Regions from separate parts of the Homo sapiens genome. Here region 2 is linked to region 1. Evidence: chromatin contacts called from ENCODE Hi-C or POLR2A ChIA-PET data. All regions are on one chromosome and are shown on one strand. Each heading gives the region's core, a stretch centred on a gene start or an enhancer-like site at or near the end of the contact. The rest is flanking DNA. Distances are from core to core; before and after follow the strand shown. Region 1 overlaps TANC2 (tetratricopeptide repeat, ankyrin repeat and coiled-coil containing 2). Region 2 overlaps TANC2 (tetratricopeptide repeat, ankyrin repeat and coiled-coil containing 2).

Region 1 (4,390 bases), core at 1,273-3,772:
GGACAAAACATAGGCTACACAATTTAAAGAGAAAAATGTATTGCAGATGCCCCCCAACTCATCGGAGTTTAATATATGTTAATTTTCTATTAACAATTGGAATTATAAGGTGATTTTAAGAAACTCGTTTCAGAAGACCCATTAATTTCACTAATTTATCTTTTTTTAAAGTTTCATGAAAATTTTATGGTTACAACAATTGAAAAATAACTGGAGAAAAACATGCTCACAGCTTATGTCTTTAAAAATTTGGAAAGCACAAATTAAACCCCAAATCAGGCAGAAAAATAAAACCATAAAGATTAAAGCAGAACTCAATGAAACAGCAAATAAACTTATTTGCTTTTCAGAGGAAAATGATGAAACGAGAATTTAATTCTTTGAAAAGATAAACAAAATAGAAAAAACTTACTCTAGACTGACAAAGAGAAACAGCAAAACATGAACTATCAAATTAGGAATAAAAATGGGGCCATCACTATTGACTCTGCAGAAACGTAAAGGACTATAAGGGCATATTAATAACAACTTTAAGCCAACAAATTTGATAACTTAGATGAAATGGGCAAATTCACAGAAAGACACAAATTATCAAAACTCATTCATTAAGACATGGAAAAATCTGAATAGATTTATAACAAGTAAATAAACTGAATTAGTAATTAAACATCTTACCACAAAAAAGCCCAGTCTCAGTTGTCACCACTGGTGAATCCTAACAACTGCCTTAAGAAGAAATAATAGCACTCCTTTACAAACTCCACCAGAAAATTAAGAAAGAAGTTGGGACAGGAGCAAGTGACTTAGAAAATCAAGTTACTTCAGATATATGTGGCTAGACTTTATACCAACAGTGTATAAGAAATCTGTAGCAATGTCTGGCTTATGAATTTAGTTTGTTCTAACTTAGTTCAATCAATTAAAATAAATATCATCACACTTTGCCTTGTTTTAAAAATTAATGATACCATTTTAATGTTTATCAAGTAAAAAAGTTTAAAAACTTTTTCCAACATTACATCTATAGACGGTAGTTTTCTTATAGAGCTTTATACAAACTTTTAATTTTGCTCTGATCTTATTTGGCACTCAAATAAGAATTAAATGTAACAATTTTTTTTAAAATGAGTATTTAAATGGAAGAGAAAACATCCCTAAATTTTGTTTTAGAAAGACTGATGAAATGGGATCATTCTGTTGGGTCTTATAGATGGCCTATTTCTTTTAGTTAGTGATGCAAAACTTCTTGCTAGAGCCCAGTTCTAATGTGAGGTACACAGCTCTAAAAACAATTACCTCACTTTCAAAAAAAGCTATGTAACGACAAATAAAAATACTTTTTTTTTTTTCTTGAGACAGAGTCTCGCTCTGTCACCCAGGCTGAAGTGCAGTGGCACAATCTAGGCTCACTGCAACCTCACCTTCTGGGTTCATGCAATTCTCCCACCTCAGCCTCTGGAGTAGCTGGGATTACAGCTGTGCACCACCATGCCGGGCTAATTTTTTTTTTTTTTTTTTTTTTTTTTTTTTTTTTTTTTAGTAGAAACGGGGTTTTAGCATGTTGGCCAGGCTGGTCTTGAACTCCTGACCTCAAGTGATCCGCAAACACTGGCCTCCCAAAGTGCTGGGATTACAGGCATGAGCCACCACACCCAGCCTATTTTATACTTTTATTTAAATTTTTACCTAAGCTCATTCGACCTTTGTAATTTTTCTATGTAAAATACATTAATCCTGTTTTGCAGATGGGAAAACAGAATCATAAGATCTCTTGTCCAAGATTACAGTAATTAAGTGGTAGATCACAGATTCATATCCTGATATTTTGATTTCAAATATTATAATATTTCATTTATAATACTCTTCCTGGGCAGGCATGGTGGCTTGCGCCTGTAATCCCAGCACTTTGGGAGGCCAAGGCAGGTGAATCACTTGAGGTCAGGAGTTCAAGACCAGCCTGGCCAACATGGCGAAACCCCATCTCTACTAAAACTACAAAAATTAGCCAGGTGTAGTGGTGGTGAGGGCCTGTAGTCCCAGCTACTCGGGAGGCTGCAGCAGCAGAATTGCTAGAACCTGGGAAGCAGAGGATGCAATGAGCCAAGATGGTGCCTCTACACACAGCCTGGGCAACAAAGCGACACTCTGTCTCAAAAACAAAACAAAAAACTGTTTCTCAAGGTATGGGACTGATTTTAGGATGTAAAAGATGATTTAAAATCATCCATAAAAACGGCAGTAAATAGCACTGAATTACATAGCGCAGTGGGCATTACTAGTGCCCACCAATATCCTGGTCTCCATTCCCTTCTAGGCAGAGGGGTGACTACAATTACCAGCTGTTGTGCAGTTTAGAAGACTAGTTTGAGCCAATGAAATAAAAGCAGAAGTGACATAGTCCCTGCATGATTCTACAGTGTATCTCTTCCTCTGACAGAAAAATCATGATGAAAGTCTCACGTTGAGATAGTGAAACTACAAGATTGAAGCAGCAATAAAGGACAGCTGCCCTGGAGAGTTGCCAACATTTGTTGGGTGAATTAGAAACCAACATTTGTTGTATGAATCTGCTGCCATTTTAAAGATGGTTTGTTATGGCAATATAGTTTAGCCTATTCTGACTAATGAAATTGCTACAAAAGTTACTCTTTTCAATTATCTGTCAATCCTTCTGAATCTGTCAAGAAGAAAATTTTAATGTGCGGCTAGTATCAGCTAATCCTCCTTTTTAACAGAGAGAGTTGAGCTTCAGAATCATTTGAAGGTTTAAGTAGCCAGATTAATGTTCTAGTTAATCTTCTAGTTATGTTCATGATATTGATTTTCTAGTTTGACTAGTAGTATAAAGTTTCTTTAAAAGTAAATTATTTAAACAAAAGCATGAAATTCCAAGAAAATATTAGGTTAAACAAAAAGTAGTTATAATCAGGTGGGGCAAAAATCATGAAAATCCTATACCAAATGAATGAAATTAAGAAACAGTGCAGGTACCAACATGTATTTCTTTCTTTCTTGAGATAGGGTCTTGCTCTGTCACCCTGGCTGAAGTGCAGTAGTGTGATCACAGCTCGCTGCAGCCTTGACCTCCTGGGATCAAGTGATCCTCCTACCTCTGCCTCCTGAGTAGCTGGCGTTACAGGCGCATGCCACCACACCCAGCTAATTTATAAAAATGTTTTGTACAGACAGGGTCTCACTATGTTGCCCAGGCTGATCTCAAACTCCTTGCTTCAAGCAATACTCCTCAGCCTCCCAAAGTGCTGGGATTATAGGCATGAACCACCACGCCCAGTGGCCAAACTCTATTTCATCATACACAGTCTCGCTCTTGTTGCCCAGGCTAGAATGCAGTGGTATGATTTTGGCTCACTGTAACCTCCACCTGTCAGGATCAAACAAGTAGCTGGGACTACAGGCCTGTGCCACCAAGCCCGATTAATTTTTTTGTATTTTTAGTAGAGATGAGGTTTTGTCATGTTGGCCAGGATGGTCTGGAATTCCTGAGCTCAAGCAACCACCCACTTCTGCCTCCCATAGTGCTGGGAATACAGGAGTGAGCCACTGCACCCGGCCAAACTCTATTTCAATAGAGCAACTTGACTTAATTCTCCATTTTCTGTCTAGTTTGTGTTGAGTTATAAGCAAAACATTTAGGCAAGTGCATTTAAGTTGGTGTTCAGTATGAAGGACACAAGTGGCATTACAGTCATGACTGGAATACTGGTTAGGTAATAAGAGAATTGGGAGATAACAAGTATAAACAGAGAAAGTAATAAGTTAAAAAAAGACTTCTCATATGAACAGACATAATTATTTGAGCAATCTAGTCATTTGATGAGATAGATAATCAGAGCAGTCTCCTCTTAAAAAATTTTTGCCATCTTTTCAGAAGGGCCAATCCAGTTCTCTATACTTTTAATAGCCTTCAATTCCACGGATGGCATAGTCAGAGGTCAAAAGTGAAGAAAGAGGAAGCACAGACTGAATCTGTGTGTGGTACACACGTGTAATCTGTGAAGAATCTATGTCCATGGTTACAATGCAGCTTCGTAACTTAGACAAGTGTGGTATGTCAATACAGAAAAGCTGTAGTTACTGTATTAAAGTGAGAGTAAATCATGAGGTCATTCTTGAAAGCTTTAGAGTGGGTTCTCACTCAAAGTTTCTAAATTGTGTTACCACACTTTGAAATATGTGAAGGATTTTATCATGACCAAACCTGGCACAGAAAGAAAAATCTTTTAAAAACATGTTTCTGATCATTAAGAAAGAGAAAGGAAAAGATAGGTAAGATGGTGAAGAGACGTATTTCATTTCAGAGGATAGAAGAAGAATACAGATTGACAAGAAGGGACAGGATATGCAAGTACACAGCCTAAAGTAGCCCTTC
Region 2 (4,519 bases), core at 121-2,620, 51 kb before region 1:
TTGAAAGCTTCTTATTCCTTGATAAAATGAAAAGGCAAAACTGGTCTCTTCAAATTAATGAGTAACACTTTCCTCCCTCCTAAAGGTTAAACTAACTAATCTTTTGCAAATTTTTCTCATTGTAGATTCCAGACCTCTAGATATTCTGGGGCTCTATTTCACTGTCTCCTACAAAGTTACTCTGATAATAAGTGTTTCCTATGTACATGGTTAACAACAGATACGAGAATTTATACAACACGGAGATATAGTCATTGACTTTGAAAAGTTTATAATCTATATGGAAAATAAGAGTATATATTTATTTAGCATATACTTACATAATGCTTATGATGTACAAGTCACTAGTGTAAACACTTTACATATATTAGCTTAACCTTCATAACTTTAGATTCCACTTTCTAAGGTAGAAATTATTACCCTCATTTTACAGATGAGAAAATAGAGGCACAGATACATTAAATTATTTGCTCAAAGTAATAAAACCAGTAAATGGCAGAGCCAGGATTAGAACTTGAGCTCCCTGACTCCAGAATCTATGCTCCCAATGAGCACAACACAGTGTCTTCCTCACTGGAAAGAAATATTACAAATGGTGAGAATGTCTGAATAAGAGATAACTTGTAATAATAGGCATATTGCTCATAGCATGTTAATCTCAATAATCTTAACAAAGCATGTTGTAAACACTAAGTAAGGTAATCGAATGGAGGTTCTTAAGAGACAGATAACTGCAACCCTTTCTACATTACTACTTTCAGTACTTCCAAGTACTAATGCAGAAAGAAGTTCAAGAATTCTTCTGTGAGTGGCTATATTAGATACTGCTACCACACCAGGTCCTTTTCATCTGGTTTGACTGGTATTTTTTAAACCTTGCTAAATCTACTTTTTCTTTCCTATTTACTTACCTCGTCTCAAAATATCATTTGAGGATGACATTAATATATTATCTGTCGTGCACTCTATAACGAAAGAAATCCGATACCAGGTTATGATACGAAAAAACTATCTTTGGCAATTACATTTGTTTTGAACTTTTCTTATTTGTTGATCTTGAGTAAAATTTTACACATTATGAAAGGCCTAGTAGATGAATTAGTGGGGGCTTCTCAAATAACAGACAGGGACCTAATTGCGAATCCCTCCATCTTAAGTCTTAGATTATCAACGGCTGCCTCTGTCTCCTCTTCCTGAAAGTATGCCAGGATTTCTGGTGGAATAAAGTAGAAACAGTAGAGGCACTTCCTTTCTGGTTTCTAGATTACAGACTTAACTGTCAGTAACCTCTTCCCTATTCCACTTTCATTTCCTATTTTAAAATAAATTAAAAATAGTTACTTCTGAAAACAAACAAGGGTGGGGCCAGGCGCGGTGGCTCATGCTTGAAATCCCAGCACTTTGGGATGCCGAGGCAGGTTGATCACTTGAGCCCAGGAGTTCAAGACCAGCCTGGGCAACGTGGTGAAACCCCGTCTCTGCAAAAAATACAAAAATTGGCTGGGTGTGGTGGCGCGCGCCTGTGGTCCCAGCTACTTAGGAGACTGAGGCAGGAGAACTGCTTGAACCCAGGAGGCCGAGGTAGCAGTTAGCCATGATCATGTCACTGCACTCCAGCCTGGGCAACAGAGCAAGATCCTGTCTGAAAAATAAATAATATATTTTTTTAAAAGGTGGGAATATCTGAAATATATTTTGAAGTTGCTCTGTAGGACCAGATGAACAGCTTCTCACTTGCAGGAATTTATTAGTTTGGTGCAAAAGTAATTGAGGTTTTTGCCATTATGGCACCATTAAAGGTAATGGCAAAAACCACAATTACTTTTGCACCAACATAATAGTGTATTCAAATACTGTATGTTGAAACACAAAGCCAGGTCCTCCCCTCCAAACCATTTCATTTAAAATATGCTTAAAATGTCACCAGGTCACGCATTTTCATTTTTTTCCTACTTAGTGTACGTTGATTCTGCATTCTTCCTTAAATACTACCATTTTTCTTCCCTTTTTGTTTCATTTCTACTTCCCACTTGCAAGTAACTGCTACGATAAAACCTCTCTGCCTGCAAAATGAAAATTTACCAGGAGAAAAAAGTCTGGCCAGTGGAATAAAGATAGCCTTTTTCCCCCTCATTACAATTAACAATAGGGCCATTTGAAGATCACTAAAAGGGAGGATTTAATGGAAATAGTGGTAGCTTAAGAGAGAGAAATCAGTGCTAAATTATCAGGGTTATTGGGTTCTTAATTTTTAAGAACAGAGAAAGTGATTTAAAAAAATTTAAGAAAATTCTTTGACATACTTTAAAGATTGTCTGGTCTTTGGAGGCAATGTGTATTTTAGAATGAGTTTCATCCATATTGTGTGTATCAAATCTTCTTTTTTTGCAGGGGGGAGGGTGCATTATGGTTTTCCATGTTCATGGTTTGGAAGACAATTTTGTTATGATATCAATACTCCCCAAATCAATCTACCAATTTAATGCAATCCTTATCAAAATTCCAGCTGCTTGCTTACTCGCTTCCTTTCCTTCTTCCCTTATTTTTGCAGAAATTGACCAGCTGATCATAAAAATTATATGGAAATATAAGGGGCCCAAAATTAAAAAACAACCTTTAAAAAGAAGAACAGAGTTGGAAGACTCACATTTCCTATTTTCAAAATTTATTACAACGCAACATTAATCAAGGCAGTATGGTACTGGCATCAGAATAGACCAATGAAATAAAGAGTCCAGAAATAATACTCTTACATTATGGTCAATTGATCTTTTTTTTTCTTTTCTAGGACAGGGTCTCGCTCTGTTGCCCAGGCTGGAATGCAGTGGTACAACCATGGCTCACTGCAGCCTCGACCTCCTGGGCTCAAGCAATCCTCTTGCCTCAGCCTCCTGAGTAGCTAGGGCTACAGGTATGCACTGCCATGCCTGGATAATTTTTTTAAAAATTTTTTTGTAGAGATGGTGCCTCATTATGTTGCCCAGGCTGGTCTTGAACTCCTGGGCTTAAGCAATCCTCCCACTTCACCCTCCCAAAGTGCTAAAATTACAGGCATGAGTCACCATTCCTGCCTTGGCCAAATGATTTTTAACAAGGATGCAATGACAATTCAATGGGAAAAAATAATCTCTTCAACGGTGTTGGGACAACTGGATAACCACAAACAAAGGTATGAAGATGAAGCCCTACCTCATATATCAAAATTAACTAAAAATGTATTGTGGACCTAAATGTATAAGCTAAAACTATAAAACTCTTAGAAGAAAACATGGTAGTAAACTTTGTGACCTTTGGTTAGGCAATGATTTCTTAGATATGACACTAAAAGCACAAGTGACAAAAGGAAAAACAGATAAATCAGACTTCATCAATATTAAGAAGTGTCATGCTTCAAAGGATACCATCAAGAGAGTGAAAAGACAACCCACTAAATGGGAGAAAATATATGTGAATCATGTGTTCAAGGGACTTGAACCCAGACTACATAAAGAACTCCTACTACTCAACCATAAAAAGGCAAATAAATGAATTAGAACATAGGCAAAATACTGGAATAGACATTTCACCAAAGAGGGTATACAAATGGTCAATAAGTACATGAAAGGATGTTTGACATAATTAGTCATTAAGGGAAATGCAAATCAAAACCACAAGGAGATATCAAGTTATATCCACTAGGATGGGTAAAACAAAAAAGACAAGCAATAAGAAATAGTGAAATTTATTGGAACCTTCATACAATAATGGTAGCAATGTAAAATTGTGCAGACACTTTGAAAATAGTTTGGCAGTTCCTCAAGATGTTACACATAGAGTTACCATGTGACTCAGCAGATCTACTCCTAGGCATATACCCAAAAGAACTGAAAACACACATCAACTTGTACATGAATGGTCATAGCAGTGTTATTCATAACAGTCAAAAATAGAACCCCACTGTCCCTCAAATGGTGAATGGATAAATAAAATGTCATATATTCCCATTAGGGAACATTTGGCCATGAAAAAAAAAGAAATACTGATACATGCCATAAAATGAAAGAACACTCACTGAAAGTATTGTGCTAAGAAAATCAGACACAAAAGACTACATATTGTGTGATTCCAATCATATGAAATGTCTGGAATAGGCAAATCTGTGGAAATAAAAAGTAGACAAGCCATTGCCTAGGACTGGGTTGTGTGGGGAGTGACTGTGAATGGGCACGGGACATTTTTTTTTGGGGGGGGGTGATAAAAATGCTCTAAAATTAGTGGTGATAGTTACACAAGTCTGTAAATATACTAAAGTATCACTGAGGTGTACATCTTAAAAGGATGTATTTTTTGGTATGTGAATTACATTTCAGTATAGCTGTTATTAATAAATATGAAAACCCCATAACAGTACAGATAGAACCATGTACCCATCACCCAGTTTTCCCAAAGGTAACATTTTACATAACCACAGTGAGTTATATGGGAAAATGACACTGGGAGAATACAATTAACTAGACTACAAACCTTATTCAGATTTTGC

Evidence for each region. A loop is a pair of places that touch in the nucleus more often than their neighbours do. ChIA-PET counts read pairs that join two places held with the same protein, here RNA polymerase II (POLR2A). Pooled maps may share reads with other maps.
Region 2: a pooled map shows a loop between it and region 1 (2.4-fold over the local background). The contact joins two enhancer-like sites. A Hi-C loop is called at or near these places in 1 of 37 single-sample maps with no recorded cell type and 2 of 50 pooled maps. POLR2A ChIA-PET finds 5 or more read pairs at or near these places in 3 of 52 experiments (PC-9, activated CD4-positive, alpha-beta T cell and activated T-cell).

Annotation. Positions count from the first base shown.
Region 1 is chr17:63,138,528-63,142,917 of GRCh38, reverse strand. All of the region lies in intron 4 of TANC2 (tetratricopeptide repeat, ankyrin repeat and coiled-coil containing 2), which reads right to left. Among named protein-coding and RNA genes, the nearest start is that of TANC2, 170 kb to the right of the region's middle. Within about 2 kb of position 2,522, at least 3 of the 41 ENCODE cell types and tissues checked have a DNase peak (open chromatin) inside an H3K27ac peak, as active enhancers do.
Region 2 is chr17:63,188,607-63,193,125 of GRCh38, reverse strand. The region is part of intron 5 of TANC2 (tetratricopeptide repeat, ankyrin repeat and coiled-coil containing 2); the gene reads right to left. Among named protein-coding and RNA genes, the nearest start is that of TANC2, 220 kb to the right of the region's middle. Within about 2 kb of position 1,370, at least 5 of the 41 ENCODE cell types and tissues checked have a DNase peak (open chromatin) inside an H3K27ac peak, as active enhancers do.